2 separate regions of the Mus musculus genome follow, and region 1 is linked to region 2. A link is a loop called in an ENCODE intact Hi-C map of the cell type or tissue named here. Cell type or tissue: heart. All regions are shown on one strand. Each heading gives the region's core, and the rest is flanking DNA. Links, peaks and the distances in the headings are about the cores only.

Region 1 (10,049 bases), core at 3,399-8,398, 63 kb after region 2:
GATTATTAAAAAGTATGCCTGGTGCTAGAGGGATGGCTCAGTGGTTAAGACCACTTATTACTCTTCCAGAAGACGTGGGTTCAATTCCCAGCTCTCAACCTGGAGGCTCACAACTACCTATAATTCCAATTCCAGGAGATCCAATGCCTTTTTCTGCACTCCTCAGGTACCATTCATAAACTTAGTGCACAGACATAGATTCAGGCAAAACATCCACACACATAAAAACTTGTATCTTATTATTATGTGTATGTGATGTATATATGTTTATTTGGGCACACAATAGTCATAACACACATGTAAAGGTCAGAAGACAATTTTGGGGAGCTGGTTCCTTACTTCCACTATGGGTGCCAGGGATCCACTTTTACCAAACGAGGCATCTCTCCATCCCCCATGTTGCTTTGTCAAGCTAACAGTAATGTCTTGGAGATTGTCCTATGTGAGTCCTTCACAAAGCAGACATCATACCGTATCAGCTGCATAAGAGGTTGCCTTTAGGAACCAGACCTGGTGGCACATGTCTGAATCCTAGAGGTTGAAGCCAGACAATCCAGAGTTAGAAAACCATATCAAACTCAAAACAAACAATGACAGCAGCCATAATAAAGAGGCGCAGCAAGACACTTCATCTGGTAAAAGTGTTTGCTGCCAAGCCTGATGCTTGAGTTGGAGCCCTAGAACTTAATCTGAATCAACCTTCCCCTGACACCCATGGTGTCCTTTGATACTGTGAGTATCCTGCCAGGCACAGAGCACCGGACTTTAGCTATTTCCCCAGGGCATAGCATGACCATCCCATCACAAAGTAGAGTGGCTATGCTGACCAAATAAGACCTGTCTAGGAGTCATGACAGAACAATACACCTGATAACTAGATTATGATAAGGGCAATGAGCCTACCGGACATCCTCTCCACAGAAGAGGAAGAGGGTCATAAATCTCTCCCTTGAAATTCCAGTTACCACTCTCCCCTGTCTTGGAAGCCACTAGAGTACAAAGACATGAAAGGCTGGCTCAGAGATTGGAGCTCTTCAATAGTGTAGCTTTTGTGACTTGCCTCTCATCCTAGGTTGTGACATTCAGGTAGGGTAGCCTCGTGGAAGTTCAAGGTCATCTCAGCTACATAGTGTCTTCAAGTGAGTTTGGCTAGCTTGAGCTACATGTGGCCCAGTCTCTAAAAAAATAAAAATATTAATAATAACAATGATGATGATGGCAGCCCAGGGAGCTGGCTCAGTGACTCAAGAACATACCACAAGGGTGAGGACCAGAGTCTGGGAACTCCAGAACCCATGTAAGTTTTGAGTATGGCTGCCCACCTATAATTCTAACACCCCAAAGACAGTGATGAGATCTCCAGAACTAGCTGGCTTAAAGAACTCCAAGTCCAACTGAAAGAGGGGGGGTGGGGAGAGGGAGAGAGAAGGAGAGAATATGAGACTCCACCTCAATGAATACAGTAGAGACTGATGGAGGAAGACTCCGGATGCCAATCTCTAGCATGTACATGTATGCATGTGCACACATTCATGCAGAATAAAATAATATAAGTACATTGGGTTCCCAAGCTAGACTCTGTCAGGTCTCTCTCCCTTCCACCCCTCTGGAGAATAGGCATTTCGTTATGTGTCTATTCCACAGTACCATAGGAGTTACCGCATACATTGGACTTCTCCCCAATACCTATCATAGACATCCCACACACACATTCTATCAATCACAAGATGGGGACTCTGAGAAAAGCAAGTCCTGAACATCACACATCTCCCAAGTGGAGGGGAATGAACTCCAGTGAAGGGTGGGTGGATTGGAAAGTTGGCCCCAAACAAGACAAAATAGCTTGATTTTTAACACATGGCCCAGTTTCCAGAGACACACTCAAGCTCATCAACCCACCATGGGATTTTTTTCCATCAGGCAGAAAAGCCAGGTTGATTCCAAGAAATATATACATTGCCGCACAATTAGGCAAAGGGAGAGAGTCCTTGGAGCCTTGGGGCCATGTGGTCAGTATTTGGGAGGCATCCACTTCCTGATGGTAAATAGATTTAAGCACGCCATCTGTTGTGTGCTTATTTCCCAGGACCTGTTTTCTTTCTCTAATTTTCAGTTCTGACAACCTTGTTTTCTTTTTCTTGACTTAAAAAAAAAAGTGACATAAACCAGTATTTGAGGGTTTTTATTTTTTCTCATGTGCTAGGCCTGATGACTTTAAGCTAATTTATATACCCCTCTTTTATTCCATAAAAGGAAAAAAGAAAAAGTTCTTTTTTTTCCCCCTACTGGTGTTTAGTCACAAAGAATGGCTTTCAAAATAGTATTTGGTTTTGTCTTTTAACTGATAGACATTTACCTCTTTTTAAAAAAACAAACAAACAAAAAACAAAACAAAAAACCTGTTTTTCTTTTCGTTGTTTTAAATTTTTCATGTATGTGTGTATGTGAGAGAGAGAGAGGGTTGTGCTGAGTGTGTGAGTCTCAGAGGCCAATTCATGGACTTGAGTTTCTCCTTCCACCTTTATGTGGGTTCTGGGAATCAAACTCAGGTCGTTGGGCTTGTGTGGCAAGCCTTTACCCACAGAGTCATCTTTCCAGTTCTCTTCTTCTTTTAGATAGATAGATAGATAGATAGATAGATAGATAGATAGATAGATAGATAGATATGATTGATAGGTAGATTATAACTGATAGGTAGAAAGATGATAGATAGACATGGAAAAAAATTGCCGTACATAAAATGAGTAAAACGTGATAGTTTATACTTGCATTCCTGCTGATTTTCAAATGTCAGTCGTTCTTTTTCTTTGAGACCTCAACAAGTCTCTTTGGGTCAGTTCTTGTTTATTCCAATATCTGCTTTTAGGGTTTGTAGCAAGATTCCAGGAAGCAGGGAGGCCTTTGTTTGTAGCTGAGTTTTAAGGTATGGACTGACAAATTCAAATAAGCATGATAACTCAACCTTGAGGTGCTATTCAGAGCTATTTAATAAGACCTGAAACATTTGTTTGTTTGTTTGTTTGTTTATTACTGTATGTTTTGGGACATCGAGAATTTAAAGGTGCACTCCACATAGGCCTAGTGATGTGAGTTCAATCACACACACACATACTCTCTCTCTCTCTCTCTCTCACACACACACACACACACACACACACACACACACACACTACCCCCCATACACACACACAAATTATGTTCCCTTTACTCCTATACTACAATACTCTCAGTGACCCTTCACCCTTCACACTGCCTTCCATGCTGATAACATTCCTTCAAAGTCATAGTGTCCTTACAGTGTTCTTCATCTTACCACCCAATCACTCTCTTTTTAGGTCTACATCCCTTTTGCTATCTAGAGACTGGTCTAGCCTTGCCTCCAGTCACTCTCAGGATACCTGTGGTATTATAACCGTGTACCATCTCAGAAGTAGCAGAAGCAGGCATTTTTCTGTCTCCTTGATGGATGCCGTCAATCATTCTTTATTACCTGTCTTCTGGATTCCAGGCCAGTCCTCTCTACATTTCCCGAGAGTTGTGACCTCTTGTATGTGGAATTCCCCCTGCCCAACTGGGACTGGCTACAGTGGCATGGCTTGGAAAGGTCCTTGTTATACATTAGATGACAATGGAATCAGCATGTGTTAGCTGCTGTACCTTGGTGCTCAGCTGGAACTTCTTGTAGAATTATTTGGGGGGGGGTGTGTCTCATAGTTTCCAATTGACTGAGGGATGAATCTCCAAATGAATAAAGTTTTAAAACTTCTCAATTTTTAATTTAGTAAATTAATTTTTAATTTATAATAATAAAGTAATTAATTTAATAAAACCATCACGAGTTTCGAGAGATCCATGCACTTGGGTTACTTAGTTTCATTTGTTTAATGAACATTTATGGGTCATTTCCTATGCACCCAATGCCATTCTGAATGTTTGGATGAAAATTGTTAGAGAAGTCTGGGAGACAGTTCCATCAGTAAAGCTGCTGTTGGGCTGCATGCTTGTAATCACAAGCTGGGGAAGAGGAGACAGGCAGATCCCTGGGGCTTATTGGCCATCCAGTTTATAATACCAGCAAGCACAAGGCCAGTGAGAGGCCCTGACCCTTAAAACGAAGTGGACGGTTCCTGAATCCAAGGTTGAACTCTGTCTTCCAAACACACATGTGCACACACATATGCAGCTGCACACACATGAACAAAACCACATACACAAAAGAAATTGTGCTAGAACAATAGTTCCCATCCCTACAAAGCTTCTAGAGCAGAGAGAAAATAGACCAATAAATGCATATACGTGTGTGTGTGTATACATGTATATATGGATAATGTATATAAAGTAAAGTAGTGAGAGGAGCAGAAAGCATAGAATAAAGATAATAGAATGTAATGCAACAATACATGGTATCATTAATACATAAGGGTTAGGGTGAGTAATGAGATAATGGCTTGTACTGAGCCTCATGGGCTGGGGAGTGGTTGAAAGAAGCACGTTGAAGAAGCAGGAGATACGCTCAATAGCACAAAAGAAACCCATATATATGGCTCAGGGCAGGAATCAAGTAAGAGAACACATCAGGAAGTTAGAGACTGAGTACTTAAGGGTGATCCTTAAACTGGAGCAGGGTACTGTTGAGATGGCTCAGTGGTAAAGATGCTTGCTGCCATGCCTCATTACCTGGGTTCAAATCCTGAGACCTGCAGGTTGGAAGGACAGAACTGTCCTCTGACCACCATAGAATCATTGTGACACATGCACTCATGGACATGGGCACACACACTCACAGGCACACTAAATGAGTCTTAAAAAGGAACCGGTTCGGTTAGATTAAGAACTGAGAAGTAGGTGACAGCTACTTGTACCAGGTAGAGCCTGGTACAAGTGAGCTCAGGAGAGAATGGATGGTAGGTTGGGAAAGCAGAAGTAGAAAGATGCTTTGGAAAGATTTCGCCTCTAATGATGCAAAGAGAGGGGCAGTCACTCAGAGAACTCAGAGTTAGGAAAACCTTTGATTTCTACTTAAAGTTTCTTCTTTAAAAAGAAACCAAAACACTTATTTTATTTTTCATTATATATACCTGTGTGTATGACTATGGGTGTATGTGTGTAGCTGAGTGCAGTTGCCTGAGGGGCCAGCAAGGGCTGTTGGGTACTCTGGAGCTGAAGTTACACTCAACTGTGAGCTGCTCAACATGAGTTTCTTTGAGTTTTATAGGTGGCTCTGAGCCATCTTTCCAACACCGAAGTTATTTTTTTTAAGGATGAAAACTTTATGATTAATATTACAGACATCGTATATATTTCAAAACAAGACACAGGGAAATCCACAATATATTCTTCTGCCTGGTGCATTCCACTATTTACTTTTAGCTATTCGCCGTTACAAGTTTTATTCTTTGAGAATTTCATACACACATGCAGTGAAATATGATCATATCCACTCCCCACTTCTCCCTCTAACTTCCCTTCTACCCCCCATCCCCCTCCCAACTTCTTATGCTCTTTCAAAAGCATTTAGTGCTGACCATATGTGCGAGGGTGTGAGGCAATCCCTTGGAGCATGGGAAACTCCCAAATAAGAAAAAGGTTTTCCTTCCCCCAGCAGCTGTCAACTGCCAATAGCGCCTTCATTAGGGGTGGGGCCTTGTGATCTTCTCCCTACTTCACGCTAAGACTTTCCCTGGCTTTCCGTTGTGCAGGTGTTATGCAGGTGAGCTCATGAGCACAAAGCTTTTCTGTTGTTGTTGTTTTTAAGTTTTCATGCAAGTATATATTATATTTTGAGAATATCCTGTCTATACTGTTGCCCTCCAGTTCCTCTATCACCCCCATCAGGGCCTCCTCTTCTACTTCATATAATACATGCCTTCCTGATTTTATCAATCTAATATAAAATTCTATGAAGCAAAAGTGATAGAAAGCATACAACATTTGTCTTTCTGAGGTTGGCTTAATTCACTTAATATGATTATCTCCAGTTGTGTCTATTTTCCCATGTTCTTCTTTGTGGCTGAAAAAAAAAAACCCATTGTGTTGGCTGTCAAGATGGCTCAGAAGATAAAGGCACTTGCCAACAAGCCTGATGGCTTGAGCTCAATTGACTGAGACCCACATCGTGGAAGAATGTCCTCTGACATCCACACATGTGCTGTGGCACACGCATATACGTGCATACATAATAGATAAGTGTAAAGCATTTTAAATTTTCATTCTGTATATACACCACATTTCCCCTTTATCCATTTCCCTATTGTTAGACACCTTGCTTGGTTCCATGCTTTGAGATCAAACAGTGCTACAGTAAACATGCCCGGGCAGGTACCTCTGTGATAAGTTGACCTGGACTAGCTTTAGGTTGAGATGGGAGCCATCACAGCATTCTAAACGCTGGTGGGATAAGGGGAGGATATAGGACATACAATGGTCTGCCCAGAAAAGGAAGGATGATAGAGTGACATGCTCAACCAGGAAACTAGAGAGAAGGTTCAGTGGTTGAGAGCACTTGTTGATTTTGCAGAGGACCTCGGTTTGGTTCCCAGCACCCACACTAGGGTTCATAGCTGTTCGTAGATCCAGTACCAGAGGATCTGATACCGTCTTCTCAAATGTTTGTGCAACTGCACACAGTCATGTGTGGACTCCTGAGCAACACACACCTGACTTCTGAGTGGAGACTCAAAGAGCCCGAAGGGCCTGAACAGATGTTCTGCAGACTATAAGAAACCATAGATACTAGCCCAGACTACTATATCTAGGAAAACTTTCAATTACCATAAAGGGAGGAAACAAGACATTTCATGATAAAGTCAAATTTAACAATATCTATCCACAAATCCAGTCCTACAGAAGATACTAGAAGGTAGACTCCAACCCAAGGAAGTTAAATAGTCCCATGAAAACACAGGAAATAAGTAATCTCACACCAGCAAAACCAACAGGAGGGAAACACACACACACACACACACACACACACACACACACACACACACACACACAAAGAATCTCCAATCAAATGGTGTGCCTGACTGCTGGAAGCAGCTGGAAACTGGGTTTACCAAATGGACAATTTGCCAAATTACGCACTTGCTGTACACTAATGGCCGTTAAATCTTTACAACCATCCAGCCCGGTCAGACCACATGGGATGATGTTCACGGATGTCAAGGCTAATTTTTTTCCCTCCGATGTTTTGGTTTTTGTTTCTGCAAATTGATTTTGGTTTTGCTTCAGCAGGTTCTTTTCAAGCTTGGAACTGATTCACAGACTCAGGTCGATGGCACCTCAGGTTTGGGTGTGACTCCTGTCATGGGGGCATTCCTCAGATTTTTTTCAAATTTGCTTTCAAATGTTTGTGGGATCATCCTGGATGACAGGCTCATGACTTCAGAGAAATTCAAAGACAAGACAAAAAGAGGCTGACAATAGAATTGTTCTGACTTACACCTTCCATGACTTCCAGGACCTACAGAATACATCTGTGGGGGTCACATTTGCTTTTTATTGCTGTGATAAGCAACATGACCTAAAGTAACTTGGGGGGTGGGCAGACTTCATTTGACTTTACAGCTCCCAGATCCATCACTGACAGATGTCAGGGCGGGAACTCAAGGCAGAAGCCTGCAGGCAAGAACTAAAGCCTAGGAATGCTGCTGCTGGCTTGCTCCTCGTGACTTGCTCAGCCTGCTTTCTTACACAATTCAGGACCACCTGTCCAGGGATGGCAACACCCACACCATGATGCTGGCTCCTCCCACATCAATGATCAAACTAGAAACTGTTCTATAGTTTTGCCTACGGGCTAATCTAATGGAGGCATTTTCTCAGTTGAGATTTCCTTTTCCAAAATAACTCTGGCTTGCCTTGGGTTGAATAATAATAATATCAACAATAACAACAACAACAACTAGGAGAGTGAGAATACTAAGAAGTCTTTATTTTTAAGATTAAAAAAGCCCTTAGAGCACACCAAACTATTATTTATACATGTGTAGCCTCAGACAATGCAAATCTGAACACCAAAATCAAACTCAACTGTCGAGCCAATCCCAGTGACAGAGTTCTCCAACTCCCCTTGCAAATGGGATCATAGTAAATGTTTGAGAAGGGTTAAATAATGCATATTTATTTTGTTGTAATAATCACCTAAATGAACCTTGTGTATTTGAGCCACTTAGTGAATTAACAGTCAGCAAAAGTGCTCACTTGCCAAAGTGGTTTTCAGTGAATTGATTCTGCATTGGTATTGTGGGTATAGCTGATGATCAGAGGGTATTGGCTTTACAATGGTTTTATCTTTGTTTGGGACAAGGTATCTTGTAGCCTAGGCTGGCCTGAAACAAGCTTATAGATAAGGATGCCCTTGACCTCTGGAGTGTTGTTGGATCAGGGATGAGCAACACCACATCTAGTGGGTGGGGTGCTAGGTACTGAAGTCAGAGCTTCATGCATGCTAGACAAATACCCCAGTCTTCTTATACGTGTCTGTGTGTGTGTGTGTGTGTGTGTGTGTGTGTGTGTGTGTGTCACCTATTTCACAGTAAGGGCAAAGCAGACATTCCCATGGCTTCTAAGGAAGAATGGAATTTGAATTCAATTTGTTTAGAAAGTTGATGAGCATTGAAACAGCATTTGGATTCTTAAGAAGGTCCAGTTGCCAGATCCTCTGACAGTAGATCACCACCATGGAATGTACCCCAGGCTCCAAGAACAAGCTGGGATCCCAACAATACCCCATCACAATGACATGAGGCAAATGAATGATATACTCAAACGTGCAGCCCACCATGCTCCACATTAGATACCTCCTCTGACTGCCAGCAAAGAGATTTAAACACCATCTGTTTGCACACCAACAACTTGCATGGTCTCCGCCCTCCCCCTTTAGTTATTTCCTCACTGTGTAATTTTATTGTTCCGACAACTCTCTCTTCCTGTATTTTGTGAAAAAAAAAAATAGAAATTTTATTATTCCCAGTCTACTTTCATTTACTACTTTAAAAAAAAAAAAGTGTCCTCTGCTGTTTCTTCTGCTTTTGAAATGAAACTTTGTACACCTTTAAAAATAAAATCATGTGTATGTGTTGTGTCTGTGTACAGGCATCTACAGGTACCCTCAGAGGCCAGAAGGCGAGCTGAAGGTTGTGAGCCACCCAATAATGGTACTGGGAACTGAACTATGGTCATTTGCAAGAACAGTATGAGCTCTTAACTATTGAGCATCTTTCTAGTCCCTCAGCATATCCCTAACCTTTCACAGGAAAACATCTTGTCCTGTTTCTCTGTTTTCCAAATGCATGGACAGGGAAAACACAGCTAATACATTGGAGCTGGTAAATGTGTTGCTTGTTTTGTTTTGTTTTGTTTTGTTTTGTTTTTTTATTAATGTGTTTTAGTTCATCTCATTTTTGACACAGGGTCTTTGTAGCCCAGGCTGGCCTCAAACTTGCCCCATAGCTGAAAATGACCTTCAACTCCTGATCTTCCTGCCTTCACATGTCCAGGGCTGAGGCAGTCACGTACCACCAGCGTCTGGTTTATGTAGTACTGGGGATCAAACCCAGAGCTTTGGGAGGGCTAGACAAGCACTTTACCAACTGAGCCACATTCCCATGCTGCTTAAAAAAAAATCCAATAGATAATTCCATTTGACAGCTTCCATCTCTGTTCTGCTTAGAGTCTGTAGCTCTTTGTTAAAGAGGAATCCTCCTACAAGGTTGCTATCTCATCTCATGTTTATTTATCTCCATGTATATTCCCTTGACTTCCCAGCTTATCATAACCAGTGAGACATTTAAAGATATATTAAGAGACCAGAGCAAACTCCCAGGACCAACTGTGTGTGTGCTGGGGGACCCCAGTGGATTGCACTAACAGATTCCAAATGATGCAGTAGAAGAACAGGCCAGAAAAAATTAGCTCAGTCTTTTTTATTCCAAGCCAGTTGGCCTCATGTGTGAATACCTTTATTCCAAACTCTTCTTCTTTTCTTTTCTTTTTATGTTTTGAGCCAGGGTCTCATGTAGCTCAGGCTGGCCAAGGATGACTCCAAC
Region 2 (10,049 bases), core at 1,983-6,982:
GGATAGAGGCACAGGAGTTTAAGCCACAATGCATGGCTAATCTAATCATCTACAGGCAAAAGATCTCTAATCAGACTTAGCCTGGATGGAGATGGTGGCGAGCAGGGGCAATGAATAAGGAGTCTGGTCTTCTAATTGCCATAGCAATGACATCACTATAACCAGGTGTTAGCACTAGGCTATCTTGAAGGTCAGTGCTATCAAGGTTCTTCTACACCTTTTGGTTCTGATTTTATACTCACCCATCAACCTCCTCATTATGCTTTCATTTCCCATGTAGGTTTGCCTACAGGGAGAAGAATTTGCTGATCACATACTTTCTAGTATTTGGGTCCCTGCTATAGTCCTCTCCCATTGTAAATTTTTTCTGAACCAGATTTGAGGGAACAGCAGTGCTTTGCTTCGGTTCCCACATCAGTATAGATGCAAGTGAAGTCCCTGAGCTTTGTAAAATGTGGGTCTACACACACGAATCCTTCAGAAAAAGGGGATCTCTAGGTCTTTGTAGGCTTGAACACCAGACTGGATCACTGGGGCCTTCATATGGGCCAGGAGAATACCAACCCAGCTCCAGGGGCCCACTCTGCCATGTCAGCCCCTCCCCAGGCAGCATTCCCCCACAAGCATAGGCAGCTAGTTTGCTAAGCACATTTCCTTACGTTCCAGGTAACAGGAGTTCTCATTCAGTAGGGATTATACCACTCACTTCTGAAGTGCCAGAGTCTGGCATGAGTCTGTCCCAAATAGGCTGAGTATCAACACTTGCGGATGGATTGAACAAATGGACAACATTTGGATATTCTGCTCACTTCTCCTCATCATGTGATTCATCATGTCTGGTCTGAATCAGTCAGCAAACTAGTAAAAGAGGGAGCAAGTTCTGTGAGGTCTCCCTCCTTGGCAATACTCCAACATGCCCCCTTCATGTCTTCCAGTGCTGGGGCTCTAAGCCAAACCACCTCTCACCCAAACTTAAGGTGGTCTCCCCACACCAGGTGTGCCTACCCTGCCCTCTGCACCTTGAAGCCAGATGATTTCTACAAATGTGCACGTGATCTTCATGTCATTTTTGTGATGCAAACGTCTCAGTGGCTTCCCATGTACTTCCGGTTAAGCCCAAATACTTACCATTGATTTTAAGGCCTATCATGATGAAGCCCTCAAACTTACCTTTTCTGTCCTCAGTCAGTTGTAATCCATCTCTTCTCTTGTTCTAGGCATCCTGGGTTTTCAGCTTCACTCTCCGCATCCCTCAGGAACATCTTTGAGCCCTCTGACCAATTTATTCTCCCCATGAAACATACCATTTATAATCCTTCAGAGCTCAGCTTTAAGATTCCCAAGTACCTCAGGGAGGCGTCTCTCCCAGATTAAGTTAGTTTCTCCATGCAAATGTGTACTTTCAAGGAAATAAACCATACAATCGTATTTTATACATTTTAATTCTCCCATAATACTCCATGAAAATACTTCTTTTCTCAGTTGAGATGGTATCCCTGGTATGTGGTACAAAGCATATACTAGGTTGTTGCAGGTAAATAGAGTTTCTCCTGCTTCTTAGTTGCCCAACAAAAGGCAAACAGGAAGCCTGAAGGAGCACCTGAGTGTCAGGGGAAAAATAGGAGACTGGAAATGATGGAATAAGACTAAGGGGACAAATCCTAGCAAATTCATTACCCACCAGACAGGTATGTATATTCTCAGAAAGTACAAATGGTGTTCTTGTAGTTGTGTAACATATATGTGCATCACGAAAATGTCAGTGTGAGGAAGAGAAGAGGAAACTTCAAAGATGGGTGTGGTACTCTGAGGTGTATCACTCACCTGGACCAGCCACCTAGCTGTTGGAGGACCTAGTCTTCCTCTTGCCAGTTGTCTCCAAAAAGGATAGAAGATCAAGAAGGTAGGGCTATGGAGAAGAAAGAAAACATGAAGCACCCAATTTATTTCACAATTACAGTGTTCTTTGGGTGGGAAGCAACCACTTTTTTCCCCCTACAAAGGCAGACATCAAATGTGTCCAGGATACCACCCAGAAAATGCCCTCGGTAATCAATTATTCCCAAGACACATGATGTACCCTGGACTCTAATTATATGAAGAGCACTGAAGACCTTCCTGGGGTCTCTTGGTAACTTCAGGGGATTCTGGATTAAGTAATGAACCCAAGAACCCAACTGGTTATTAATTAACCATATGACATCACCTATCCTATAAGTGCAAGGAAACATATTGCAGGTGAAAACTAGAGGGAAACAAATGACCAGGGAGAGACTTAAAATACTCTGATAGTCAAAGTAGCCTTCTAGTGGCTTTAACAATCTTCTGGGTGTTGCCAGTGATTCACATAACCACACCCCTTTCCCAGGATTCTGAGCTGGGCAATTGGGTGAGTCCCTTCTGGTGCCCCCGTATGAAAATATTGGCTCCAGTCACCTATGTGTGGATGTAAGATGGAGGCACTGTAGCCCCTGACATCTGCCAGTACCTAAGATAAAACACCTAAGGTCCCACTACCAAGATGAAACAGGGCTCTGTAACTGTCACTAATAAAAAGCCAGCCTCTTCTTCAGACCTGCTGCCTGCAGGTGACACATCCACAGTGAAAAATTCAGACACCCCCTTGTGGCCAACAAAGATGGCGCCAATGAAGGTGGAGGACCAGTTCAATCAGGAATCGAATCCTGAAGCGAGGTCCTGTTGTCATTCAAGATGACACCTGCACAGATAATACCAGATGCCCCCTTGTGGCCAACAAAGATGGCGCCAGAGGGAGGAGGGTACTGCAGTCAGTACCAGAGAGCCCCTCCTTCGGGCCGCCTCCTGCAGCAAGCCCACTTGTCATTCAAAATGACACTGGCGGAATGAATACCAGACGCCCCCTTGTGACCAACAAAGATAGCGACAGGGCCGGCGGACTTCTGTGGCCCAGTCACTCAGAAAGAGCTCCTCCCTCGGCCCTGCCCCTGCAGCCAACCCAGCTGTCATTCAAGATTGCTCATGCGCCATAAATGACAGAGACATAAAAAATAATGCCATGGTGAACAGGGCTGTATCGTCCCTTGGACCAGAGATTCTTTCCTTCCCTCTTGCCTGCCTCTAGTGGCCACTCCAGCTATTACTCAAGGTGACAGCAGTGCAAAAAAACACTAGACAACAACCCCCAACCATGACAAGTAAAGATGGCGCCCAGGTGGGCAGGGTTCTGTAGTCCAGATCAGAGCTCCGCCCTCTGGCCCTCCTTCTGCAGCAAAACAAGCTGTCATTCAAGATGGCTACTGCACCAGAAACGTCAGCAAAGATGGCGTCAGGTGGGCAGAGCTCCCTGCTCATTCTGAATGAGAGAGACCACACCCCTTTGGCTAGCTTCTTTCAGCCGGCCAGTCCTGCAGTCATTCAAGATGACACCCTTACTTCAGACACCGCCTCCCCATGGCCAACAGTGGTGACGCTAAGGATAGACAGGGGTGAGTTGTACCATCAGTCAGGATAATAACCCCTTCCTAGGGCTTGCCCCTTGCAAGACAGCTTAGCACTCAGGACCATAAATCCTCTCTCTAGCCTGCCTCTTGCAGCCAGCCAGTCCAGCTGTCAATCAAAATGGCACCTTCAGTGATCACTTCAGACACACCATGTATGGCAAACAGATGACGCCAAGGTGGGTGGAACTGGTTTCCAATCAATCATGACAAGAAAGCTCCTCCCTCAGATCCCACCCCCAGCCAGCCTGTCATTCAAGATGGCGTCTGCACCATAAAGGTTAGCGCGGCCAGCTATTGCTGGCAAAGATGGCGCCAAATTGGGCGGGGCTCTGTGAGCACTCAAGACCAGAGAGCCCCTCCTCCTGACCCGCCTCTTGCCGCAAACACATCCAGCTGTCACTCAAGATGACACCCGCTGAGAACTTCACAGGCCCATAAAGCTGTGTGGCCACGTCAATCAAGGCCTGAGCCCCACCCTCAGGCCCACCCCCTGAAGCCGGATGGGCTGTCATTCAAGATTGTGCCTCACTATATCAGCAGCCACTCTTCATAGCCCCGCCCTGCCACTCCCTTCTTCACCATCAGCCAGCAAAGATGGCGTCAGGGTAGGTGGGGCTTTGTGGTGACTCAGGATTATAAAGCCCCTCCTTATAGCCCGCCTCTATGCAGCATGCCCGTCCAGCTGTCATTCAAGATACCTGCAGAGCATCGAAGCCCCGCCCTTGGCCAGGAAAGATGGCGCCAGGATGGGCGGAGCTATGAGGCCTTGTCATTCAGAATAATAACCCCTCCCTAAAGCCCACCTCCTGCAGCCATCTGGGCTGTCACTCATGATGGCACCTATTACAGTTTCTGTCTGTGGCGCGGGTATAACCAGCAAAGGTGAACAAGGTCCTGTTGTCTGTCAGTCACTCAGGACGATAGCCTCTCCCTCCAGACAACCGGGCGACACTTTTTAACTCTTCATAAACCCCACAGTGCTCCTCATAAATGGAGCCAGATACAGTCCAGGGTCAAAAGACCCGTCACTTGATGTCAATTTGAGGCTCTGCAACCAAAATCTAGCCACAGAAAAATGGATTGTTTGAGCCTGCCGTTCCATCCTTTAAATGGAAGGCCGCGAGATGGCAGCATTCGTGCGGCAAACTAAGACTGAGTGAGGGTCTAGGCCACTCGGCCAGTCAGATAAGCCGACAACTGGGGTGCATCTTTACTGCCAACTAGCAAAGGAAGAGCCAGAGGAGCTAGCACCCCATAGACTCAAGCCACTTCGGCCTTTTAGTCTCTTTATCTGATGCTAAAGCGGCGCCTGCGCGGCAAATCCGCGGTCATTTCAAGATGGCGCCAAGCGGGCTGGGCCTGCTGAGTCCGCCATGGCCCCGCCCCCACCATAGGCAGCCAATCAGGATAAGCCTGTGCAGCAAACCTGTCTCCACCCTCCAAGATGGCGCCAACTGGGTGGAGCCGAAAAGTATCTCACAGCTTCTGCTTTAGTCCCGCCCCTAAGCTGCCCTCAGCCCCGCCCACCGCCACTGCGGCAAAACAAGACCCGCCCCCAAGAACAGTGCCGCGCTTAGCGGTAGATGGCTAGATTGCGAAGACCCTGCCAGCCAGACGACCTGGCGATCGGGTTAACCGCATAGCCCTTAGACTTTGCTGAGCAAAGAAAATGAAACCACAGAAGAGGTTGCTCAGAGACGGCACTCTGATGTCCACTGTGGTGGTCTTGTAACAGGACTTCTGCATCATCTGCGTGGCTGGCCACGCAGATGAGACAGGGAGCCTGGATTCTCCCGGGATTCTGGGTGGTTCACACCTAAAGCCCTAAGACCCTAAGATCGCGGGACCCTGAGGCTCCGAGGCCTGGACCTATAGAATACCTCTTTAAATCCCTGTCACCTAAATGGCATCCCTGCGGCAACACGGCCGCTCCGTGGTGATTCCCCCTTCCCGAAGGCGCAGTCTGCAGCCTTGTCAGTTACCCTTGGGAGCCGTGATATGGTCTGCCGCCCCTGGCCCGCGGCAACGCACCCCAAACACCATCTGAACTCTGCAGACGGTATCTAAGAGGGTGCATGCTGCAGAGCAGCCAGGTGGCCGGCTGACTCACCTCCCGGAGCACAGCACTCTACGCACACACCCCGACCAGGGTCGGCAGTCTAGTGCACCCACACTGAACCGGGCGCCCGGCGGCGCCACCAGCCCAGGGTGGACATCTCTCCGCTTCTCCTCCGATGCTCGTCCTCCCGCGACTCCTGACTCCCCAGCGTCTGCAGCAAGGGCTGCGGGACACCTCCTTGTCAGGGTCCTCTGCAGAGGCGGAGCTTCCTCTCTAACCAATCCAAGACCCCATTCCCCGCTTTGGGCCCTCACCACGCCTCCCACACCCTGCCAATCAGACTGCTGTTGTCAAGGCAACAGCTTGGCGCCAAGGCACGGAGTTGACGTCAACGGAGTCAGTGTTAGGGGCCCCCAAGCAGAGTCTGGAAAAGGGGGATGGGATGTGGGTGTGAAGGGATGCAGCCCCCCCAAAAGAAATCGGGGTGAATCAGAAATACCTACTAATGATGCCCCAATGCAAAACCTGAGAAGAGAGAGAGGGAAAAACGACAAGCATATATTTGTCTAAAATCGGGAAAAAAGAAAAACCATGAAAAATCGAGACAGAAACACATACGTTGAGGTCTAACCACGAACGATAAAGGTGGAAGAAAGGACTTTTCTGCCTGCAACACCCAAGCACTAAGCTAATTTCCTTAATAAACGAAGAGCTATTGGAAACCAACAAGGGAAGGACAAAAGCAAAGCAAAAAAGGGGGCAAAAGAGACCGCAAGTCACAGGACAATGCAAATGGCTGGAAGAATCTTGACCTGACTGTCTGCATAGCGAAACGCCAACCTGAGATACCGGGTGAAGGCGGTTTATGGCAGCGCGCTGAATCGCATGTGGTCAACCATCATTGCGTGAATCCACTGCATAGAATAGCAAGAAATTGCGAGGAGAGCAAGCAGGTAGATTACCAAGCCTGCCTCTGATAGAAGACATTCCTATGTCACCAGGAAAAATAACGGAGGTATCGCTGCCATAAAGGACCTGGATCGGAATAGATCCCAATGAAATAAAACCCGTTGCCGAAGTTTGTAGAAACGAAATGGTAAGTGGTTTTTTTTTTCTTTCTCTCTTTCTTTCTCTCTCATTTATTTCTTTGTTAAAAAATATACAAATGTGGGCAAAGCTTCTGGAACAATTTGCAAAAAAAAAATTTTTAACTGGTTACCTCTAGGAAAAGGAATGGGGGAGGGGAGAACAGACTACAGAAAGATGATTTTGGCTTTATTCTCTGTGCCCATGAATTTCCTTGGCAGATAAATGGTATTTCTTCCCTGGCAGTAAAATCGATGAATTATTAAAAGTTTGTTAATGTACTATTGATGGAACCATTTCACTGCCAAGAAATTTAAGGGAATAAGCACAGGTGTGTGAAAGACTAATTACAGGGGTATTTACGGAGCATCTTTTCTTATGACTAAGAATGTACTCTGCAGAACAGATTTGAATTCCAGTAAATCCACAAATTGTATTTTTGTGTGTCTGCTAAAACTCCGGGTTGTATTTTTTATTAGACACGTAAAATGCACTGTTTTAATTTTAAAGGAAAAAATGCAAGACCGTGGTCCATGGGTTAAAAGCGATTTTACCTAAGAGCATAGCTAATCTGATACCTCGGATTCAGTTTTATATTTATACTGAAAGACTTAGCCGTGCTTGCTTGCTTGCTTGCTTGCTTGCTAGATGATAGTGAAGTGGTGGGTTTATGGATAGGGTATGCAGTTTTAATTCCCCAGTCCTGAGATGGGGTTTCTCACCTCACACAGATTCATAAGCATAAAACATGAATGAACAAGGCATACCGCGCAAGTGAATGTAACACTATGCTTAGGTCTTTGACTATTCATTCTGCTCCCCGGGAGAGCTGTTTAAACAATGCCTATGCTTAGGACCCCCACAGTGATTGATTTTGGAGGCACCCCCCCCCCAAAATCTTGTTAAAGTCTTTGGGGGGTGTTAATTTAACATACTCAAAAGGACTGGACCCTCTCTATTTGCAAAACCAGTTTATCTCTAGGTCCTGGCTCATCAGCTCTCTGGGAAGTCAGTAGGCTGTAAGAGCTCCCGCAGAGATAAGATCTCCCCTTTGCCTCAGTATTTTCCATGCTTACTATCGCTCCAAACTGTACACAGTCTCTTTTCACCCACTCCACAGCCTCACTACATGTCTTTGGCTCATATACGTGTCATGAAGACTTCTCTTTCATTTCCCTGGAATTGTATGACAATTTCACCAACTCTCTTGATGCTTAAGCTGGCAATGAGATTGAACATCTGAAATGCAACAGTAACAACAACCTGTCTATTGTCTCTCATCTCAGGTGACACTGTATGGTTCTCTACATGCGTGGCCTCTTCCCCTATCTTAGCTTACTTTTCCTTGACTCACTTTCCAAGCAGCTGGATGTTCTCATGGAAGAATGTGACCACCGTTCTTACACAACCTCTCCCTAGGTAGCCACCTATTTCCTAACCTAGTCACAAGGTTTAAATGCCTAGTCACACGCCAGTAAATCCTAAATTCCAATCCTATGTTACAGAACTCTCCATACAATCCCAATCTAATATATTCAACAATCCCCGTAACAGCAGATGCTCCCTTCATGTATTTAGCAGACAACTCAAAAGCACTTAAAACAGCATGTTAGATGGCTGGGGTGGCTGTAGTTCATTTGGTACAGTGCTTGCCTAGCATGCGTGAGACACTGGGTTCAATCCTGAGTATCAAACACCTTTTTTTTTTCCTTTTCTTTTATCCTCATGTCTAAAAAGATTACCAGTTGATATAGGCAAAAATCTCACAATTTTGTATTTCTTACATCTCAGGATATCCTACTCACTATATCCAAAACACACGCCAACCTCATCCCATATATTTCCACCCAGTTTTCCTACTAAAGTTTTTTCTGTTCTAAACTCTTCCTTCTGATACTCGCCACACTGCACTGAACCGATTTTTGAAGGCACACAAAGATCTTTCAAAGAAAAAAGAAAAAAAATATCTTTTCCCCCCTAGTCTGAGTTACCTTCTGACCCCATACTGTCAACAAAATGCAAAGGACCGTGGTGCCTCTCAATGTCTTGAAACAGCATCAGACATTGGTACTATAAAATCCAACAATTTTTTCCTTAGGATCTCTGGCTTTTATGTCTGAAGAAACTGGCCCCTAAGAAAGTTAATGGTGATTCTAACATTCTAATAAATACTAGGTCTTAGGGATTTAAAAAAATGTATTGTTGTATTTCTAATGTCTTTATGTTTCTGTATCAGGGTGTCTTCCTGAACCTTCTACTTTGTTCCACTGGTCTACTTGCCCACCTTTGTGTATCAACACACCATGTTCATTAATAGCGCTTTATGATGCTGACTTTTGAAGGGCTGCTCCTCTCTGGTTTTCTAAATGCTCCCCAATGTTCCTCACCTTGTTGCTTCCAAATGAATTTTTCAAATGGGTTTGTCAAGTTTGATGAAATATCCTCCCGAGATTTGTGTTCATGTTTTATTAAGGCTGGAAAGTGATTTAGATAAGGCAGCAAACGCCGTGTTATCAAACACCTTCATCTCAGACCACGGTCTGTGCTGCCTTCTCTTCATATCCTACAGATATGAACAAGATAATATGATTTTTTTTCTCCTATAAAGGTCCTACTTGCCTTTAGGAAATATTTTTCCTATTCATTGTTATCAGTTATTTCTACTTGGTTATTCTGAAAAAAAATTCAGATTTATAGAAGTTGTCAAGATAATACAAAGATTACTATTGCAATTTTGCCTGGATGAAAAAATCTCAACAGAACCTTGGCACAGGACACCGTAAAAAAGAAATCAATAATAGGACAAAACTCCGAGACTACAGACTCTGCTTGGGTTTTACCCATCTTTCTATTAATATCTGTATCACAAACAGGACCCCCAACACCACACATACACAAAAACAGGACCTCTAATATCACCCCCACAAAACACGCCACACACATACACACACACACAAGACACAGTTCATTTGGTACAATGCTCGCCTAACATGCATTAGACACTGCGTTGAATCTCTAGTATCAATCGCCATTTTTTTTTCTTTTTCATTATGCTCAAAAACAACATCAGTTGTTATAGGCAAAACACAGGACCCCCAGCACCACACACACACACACACACACACACACACACACACACACACACACACGAGTACATTTCATTTGGTACAATGCTTGCCTAACATGCATGAGACACTGGGTTTAATCTCCAGTATCAAATTCCATTTTTTTTTTGTTGGTTTTTCCTCATGTTCAAAAACAGTGTCAGTTGTTATAGGTAAAACACAGGACCCCCAGCACCACACACACACACATACACACACACACACACCCCACAGGACCCCCAGCTCTACCACTAAATAATCCACACATACATAAACACACACACACACCCCACAGGACCCCACAACACCATACACACA

The links. Hi-C counts contacts between places; a loop is a spot of excess contacts. Peaks named below come from ENCODE experiments on the same cell type or tissue, not always from the same donor. Only the 100,000 strongest peaks of a DNase experiment are listed, where the experiment ranks them.
Region 1: it touches region 2 in a loop (4-fold over the local background); 4 of 42 quality-filtered maps call a loop at or near these places.

What each region holds. Positions count from the first base shown.
Region 1 is chr7:6,786,339-6,796,387 of GRCm38, forward strand. The region is part of intron 2 of Usp29 (ubiquitin specific peptidase 29); the gene reads left to right. Among named protein-coding and RNA genes, the nearest start is that of Mir3099, 12 kb to the right of the region's middle. In heart, for the core only: no CTCF peak of the experiment used is centred there; no DNase peak of the experiment used is centred there; H3K27ac peaks cover 81 bases.
Region 2 is chr7:6,724,666-6,734,714 of GRCm38, forward strand. It overlaps Peg3 (paternally expressed 3), which reads right to left and starts at 5,754. Exons shown (of 9, transcript NM_008817.2): 1 at 5,593-5,754; 2 at 1,825-1,909. Usp29 (ubiquitin specific peptidase 29) reads left to right here and starts at 5,918. Exons shown (of 8, transcript NM_001360502.1): 1 at 5,918-6,637. In heart, for the core only: CTCF peaks have their summits at 2,821, 3,023 and 4,594 (motif pointing right); DNase peaks (open chromatin) are centred at 3,216, 3,966, 4,886, 5,816 and 1 weaker place; H3K4me3 peaks cover 4,641 bases; H3K27ac peaks cover 3,839 bases.